Regions from separate parts of the Mus musculus genome. Here region 1 is linked to region 2. Evidence: chromatin contacts called from ENCODE Hi-C data. All regions are on one chromosome and are shown on one strand. Each heading gives the region's core, a stretch centred on a gene start or an enhancer-like site at or near the end of the contact. The rest is flanking DNA. Distances are from core to core; before and after follow the strand shown.

Evidence for each region. Hi-C counts contacts between places; a loop is a spot of excess contacts on that map.
Region 1: a loop to region 2 is called in a map of T-helper 2 cell, with 2.8 times the contacts of the local background. The contact joins the promoter of Psca here to the promoter of Ptp4a3 in region 2. A Hi-C loop is called at or near these places in 2 of 37 maps with a recorded cell type or tissue (CH12.LX and T-helper 2 cell).

The regions. Positions count from the first base shown.
Region 1 is chr15:74,713,259-74,716,338 of GRCm38, forward strand. It overlaps Psca (prostate stem cell antigen), which reads left to right and starts at 1,581. Exons shown (of 3, transcript NM_028216.2): 1 at 1,581-1,648; 2 at 2,763-2,870. The coding sequence starts at 1,597.
Region 2 is chr15:73,746,250-73,749,284 of GRCm38, forward strand. It overlaps Ptp4a3 (protein tyrosine phosphatase 4a3), which reads left to right and starts at 1,777. Exons shown (of 6, transcript NM_008975.3): 1 at 1,777-2,216.

The sequences.
Region 1 (3,080 bases), core at 331-2,830, 970 kb after region 2:
GGCCACCGGCCAGTCTATCATTACTGCATATGGTCCAGGCATGCTGGGGCATGGGATGGTTCCCTGAGACTAGAGGGGGATACTTTCCACTCTCCTGTGTCGTAAGTGCCAGGAACCTTTAGGGTGAAGGAGTAATTAGGGATCTTTCAGTACGGATGAGAGATCATCAGAGAGCAGAACACTGTCCCTGGTTGTGGGCAAGTGGATGGTGACCATGGCCAGCATTTCTAACCGCTGATACCTTGCTAGCACAATGGTGTGCCCAGCAGTGTCACCAAGAGAGCCTGGCAGAAGGATCGTGAATGTAGGTGAGCCTCAAAAAACAAACAAACAAACAAACAAACAAACAAAACAACAACAAAAAAACCCACCACCACCATCACCACCACCAACAAAAAACCAGAGACCACAAATCACCCCAAAGCCAAGAGCAGCAGGAAGCACTGGACCCTATGATCTGTGATCAGAGCTGCCTGTGGAAGAGCAACCAATAAGATCTGTGGGTGGCTTCTGCTACAGAGAGGCAGCTGCTGCCACAACAACCCATCAATGAGGCTGCCACAGGGAATGCTGGCCTGACCTCTATCCCTCCCTGCTTTGTTCTGGTAAAGCCGAATGCCTCCCAGACCAAAGAGCAGTGTGCAAAGTGGGTCTGGGGGAGAGCCAAACACACCCAGTGGTAGCCTGCCTCCCCACTCCTGTTTTTCCCCTGGGAAAGCTCTTGAAGGCTCTGTTCCCCCCGACTCTCCTGTAGCTAGAGTTCCAAGTTTTCAGCGGCAGTGTGGGAGGATTAAACATGAGCTGATGGCTATCCGAACTCTCACTCCACAGGCTCTAGGTCCCATACCTAAGAGAGGCAACCTCAGAAGAGCATCTATTTAGTGGCACCTTCTCGAAGGCTCTGTTCCCCCCGACTCTCCTGTAGCTAGAGTTCCAAGTTTTCAGTGGCAGTGTGGGAGGATTAAACATGAGCTGATGGCTATCCGAACTCTCACTCCACAGGCTCTAGGTCCCATACCTAAGAGAGGCAACCTCAGAAGAGCATCTATTTAGTGGCACCTTCTAGCAGCCAGTCATTGTCATTTGAAGCAGTCAACTGCTACTACTGTCTGCTGCGTTTCAACCCAGGCCTGTCTCCTCAAGGGGCAAGGGCCCCAGAAAGGCAATACTGTCTTGATGTGGAGCACTGGGGCTCTAAAGTTGCAACTTTGTCTTTGGCCAAATGGTTAGGGGACTAGAGAAGCTTTCAGGAAAGTAATGTTTCAGAACTGGTCACACTTCCCCGAGGAAGGCAGGAGCCGTTATGGGTATGGCTTAGGATTTCCAGCCCTTGTTCTGTGGGTGCCTAAGAAAGGGCTTCTAGCAAAGACAGCTTGGCCCCACCCTGGGAAGGCAGTGCCCTCCAGAGCCAGAAAGAAGGACAACAGCAGGCAGTGGGAGGGGTGGTGTGAGAGATCAGATTGGAATGGGCTGGGCCTTGGGCTTCCACTGGCTCCAGGTGACCTGTCACTGTTGACTGTGGGTAGCAGAGCCTCCCCTACTAGCTGAGACCATATAAAGCCTCCGGAGGCACACTCCCAGGTGCTCACTGCAACCATGAAGACCGTCTTCTTTCTCCTGCTGGCCACCTACTTAGCCCTGCATCCAGGTAAGCTTCAGACAGCCACGGGACAGGGCTCAGAAAGGAGTGATGGAGAAATGTCCAAGGGGTAGACAGATTAGGAGAGGGAAGGGGAGAGAGAAGACTGGGGACACCAAAGCCCCTTTGCGGTGTGGACTCTTACTAGGGTCCTGTGAGAGGCAGGCTAGGAGGGACTGAAGGGCTTCAGGAAGGAGAGGCTGCCAAGGGACAGACACACAAGGCTACAGGGCCTTAGTCAGGGAAGCCCAGGAGACAAATGGCTTAAGCTGAGAAGTGTCACAGAGGGAGGGGGAGGAACGTAGCAGGACAGGGTCCTCAGGATGTCTTGGAAAGGGTCTCACTGGTCCATCCCCAGCTACTTTTGCCTCCAGTGTGAGAGTCCACTGGGGGTGGGCAGTCTGTGATGAACTAGTGTGCTGAGCCCTCCTATCAAGTAAGTCCAGAAAGGTCACTAGACTCCTAGAGCCTCAGCTTCCAGTTGCAGAGAAAGAAAAAGAAGAATGTCCCCAAGGCCCCTGGAGACCTAAGCAGAACAAAGCTTGTAGCCACTGAAGTCAGATGTAAGCACCTATTCCTACAGATGTGACTTTAAGGACAGCTTTGCCAGCTTTTGAAAAGAGAAGGTGACCCACATGCCCTGACATCTGAAGCTACTTGTCCCAGGCACGGAGCAGGACTTCCCCAGGGGCCCCACAGCATAGTGGAGGCGTAGGAAGCCTAAGAGACAAGCTGGGCTCAGAGGACAGGTGGCCCTCAGAGCCAAGTAGCATGAAGAAGTCGTATGTCCCTCCAGCCTAGTGCCCGGCGGGGCTTTTTCCCTGTGTGACCTGTCACTAGGCCCCTTGTCCCTCTCAGGGATCACAGGTACTTTAAGTTCCTGAACAGTGAATAACAGAGCAAAGTGTGGGTTTTGGGTGACCAAAGCGGAGTAGGCTGGCACAGAGCCCTCCGTAAAGGGTATCTGAGAGTTTTGGGTTTTAGTCTCCTCTATGCTTCAGCAGTCTGGAGGGGACTGGGCTGTCTCTCTCCACTCTGTGTTGGAGATGGGAAGGCCTGGTCCGTCTCTCTTGAGGTGCAGCTGGCCAGCCTCTGAGCCTCAGGCCTCTTGCCTCACCCACAGGTGCTGCTCTGCAGTGCTATTCATGCACAGCACAGATGAACAACAGAGACTGTCTGAATGTACAGAACTGCAGCCTGGACCAGCACAGTTGCTTTACATCGCGCATCCGTGAGTGCTCTGCCGCCCCCCACCCCCAGTGCTCTGCTGCCCCATCCCCGGTCCTCACTGCCTGCTGCCCCACCGGGCGGCCTCCCTCCCCACTCCAGCCAGACATCAAAGCTTTGCTCACCCATTCACCAACCATTTCTGGTCTTTGTGGAGTGGGTCCAGAAGTTTAGCATGTTCCGGAAGGGGCCCTGAGCCAGGGGCAGAGAGGTG
Region 2 (3,035 bases), core at 527-3,026:
ATGGTCAATGCAGGTACCAGGAGTATGTCTGCCTACCTCCTGGGTCACCTTCTCTGGGAACCCTTCCCTGCCCACCCTGCCACCTGGGGCTCTCCTGTGGTCCCTATCCTGTGCATAGTTTCAGATGGCCCTTGAGGGACCAAGTTGGGGAAGTCCCTTAAAGCAAGAGGCAAAGGGGCAGCTGACATAGTGGCTCCTTCTTGGAAGGCATGGAGCTGCTCTTAGGGTGGCCTGGGTGTCCCCTCCTATGAAGTTCTCCCAGACCTCGAGGGCTGAGGTCTCGTGATAGGTTCTGGATGGCTCCCCAATCTGGACCTCTGCCTAGAACACCAGGTCATTTGTTCCTTCCATAAACAAGCGGGAGCTTCTTGGTGCCATGCCTGGGTGGGAGGTGGGGTATGGGTGGGGCCCAGTGCTAGGTTCCCCCTCCCTTTAAGGATGCCTTCCCTGGGCTGGGCACATAGCCAAGGGGGTTGGGGAGAGCCTGGGGTTAAGGAGCCTGTTTTGTGAGGGGTTGCACCCTTGGAACTGTGCGACACAGGGGTGTAAGAGCTTTGGATGAGTTCCGAGGGACTGGCGTGGGTGGAGCCTGCTAGGGTCTCCCCTCCTGGCCCCAGAGATGGGTTACTCTGGGAGGGCTCCAAGAAGGCTCTGGATGTGTTATATATAGACTTCTCCGAAAGGCTTGGGGCCCTGCCAGCTGTAGCAGGTGCCCCCAGGATTAGCTAGAGGCCCCAGCATGCTGGTGTGTGTGTGTGTGTGTGTGTGTGTGTGTGGTGTCACTTGGAGCCCCGGTTGCAGCCCTGGCTGGTGCAGCATCTCAGACGTTGCTGGGCCTGTCACTAACAAACCCTTTTCTAGACAACTGATGGGCCACCAGGGATGGTTTGATGTGCTTTCTCCTACCCACCTGGGATTGGGACCAGTAGGGTCTCTGGGGGAGGGCAAATCTCCAGTCATGGTCCAGCTACCTGGCTGGGTGACTTGGGGCATCTACTCAGTATCTGTTGTGTTGCTGGAGGCTGGTGCCTTGTGGAGGGTTCAGGATCTGCAGTCAGGATGGAAACTAGTGGAACAGCTGAGACCATGGGTCTGGTCAGCAACAATGCCGTTAACCTGCTGGATTTATAAGGGTGGCATATTCTGGGGATCTTAGGTGGCTGCCTAGCTTTCTGGGGGTGAGCCAGGATGGGGCTGCAATGGGATGCTCCAGCCTGGACGTTATCAGCCCTGCTTACCTGGGCCAGGGGGAGAATGGGGGATAGTAGGCTCTGCTGTGCAAGGTTGGCTAATGAGACTTCTCTCTGGGAGTATTAGGGGCATGCCCTCCCCTGGCTCAGGTCCAGCCTTTCAGGGATCATTCCTCTCCCCAGCACCAACTACTGATTGCAGGGCCAGGCCTCTGTCTGGGAGCCGGGCTTGGGCCAGGGTTCCCAGCAAGGCAAGGCCTCTGGGGATTCTGTGAGCTGGAACTCAAGCCCTGCACCAGAAGGCTCCCAGGGCGGTGCAGCCACTGGGGCAGGTGCGGACTGACATCTGTCTCCATTCTTGGGCGGGAGAGCACAGGGTTCCTGCCTGGGATGCCCTAGGACAGAACCAGGATTCCGTCTGGTCAGTGGAGCCCAGGAGACGATCCTGCTCAGGGGATGCCCTGGAAGACTTCAGGAGAGCTGGGTGGGTGTCAGTTCCCTTGGAGATGAGCCTGTGTAGAGTCGGCTCCCATCTCTTGTGTGACTCGAGTGTGCGTAGGTTCAGTGCCTCAGGTTCTTCAGCTGTAGTCTGGGAGTGGTGGCTCTTAAGGTGAAGTGTGGGCTAGTGCGGCTGAGCACACAGTAGCTGTTCAGTGTGCGCATATGAAGCTGGAGAGCTGGAAGGGTTCCTCCTGGCTTGTGGCCCCTCTGCAGAAGGAGGTCTCCTACCCAGCAGGATGCAGAGGGGATGGCAGGCGGGTCCGCGGTGGTCCTCTCCCTTCCTCCTTCCTCTTCCTCTGCTGGCCGCGCCTTTGTTTGCGTGCTATCTTTAGGCAGCAGGTGCGGGAGCCGCTGTGAGTCGGGTCGCCCGCCGGTCACCGCCCCCCCACGTGACGCCGGGCGCTATAAATAGCTGGGCGGCGGGCGGCGGGCATCCGCCCGGAGCCGGCGCCGCTGCGGAGGGCGCGCACGGGTCCCGGCCCGGCCGGCCGGCGCATGGAGGCGGCCGCACGCCTGCGGGCGCGGGTGAGCCGGGCTGCGGGCGGCGGGGACCCGGCCTCGAGGACGCTCCCGAACCCTAACCCTACTGGGATGGGCCCTGCACGGGATGGCGGCTCCCTGGCGGGCTGGGTGGGAAGTCCCGCTGAGGTCGGGGAGCTGTGTGCCCTCCCCACGCCCCACTACGGGTCCTTGGGGTCCCCAGCCCATCCACGGAGCAGTCTTGCCTGTCTTGACAGCACAGAGTCCTGAACTGTGACCCCTGACTCCTAAGTGTCACACAGGGTCCCATTTAGGTCCCTTCTGAAGCTAGATGCACTCCCACCCCACCACTTGAGGGTGTGGCTTCTGACTACCTCTGTGTCTTTTTTTCCCCCCTGGGGTTCAAGTGTTCCCGATTACTAGACTCGATGTTGAGAAAACCTGGGTGTCTGGACGGCCGGAGCTGGCCAGGGTCCAGAGAAGGTCCTTCCACGCCCCTCTGTCCCATGTCCTCCTCTGGCAAACAGGGACAAAAATGGGTCTTGAAAAACATGCCGGTCTGGGAGCAGCTGAGGGCTTAAGATACTGCTAGAGGAGGCTGGGCGGGGATAGAGAAGGGCCCAGGTCATAGTAGGGTCCTTAAGCACCAGGGGTGGGGAGGGTGTGGTGGCTTGACTGAGTGCCTGTTGAGGCAAGGTGAGCTCAGCTTCTGTTCACACCTAGAGCTGCTGGGATAGGGGTGTAGGTAGCCGGTGGGCCCACAAGCCTTGGCTCAGGCCTGCTAGAATGCAGTAGAGGTAGACCCCCCCACCCCCCCACCTTGTTCTCTGGTCTTCTTAACCCCATAGAAGTGATGTGTCCACC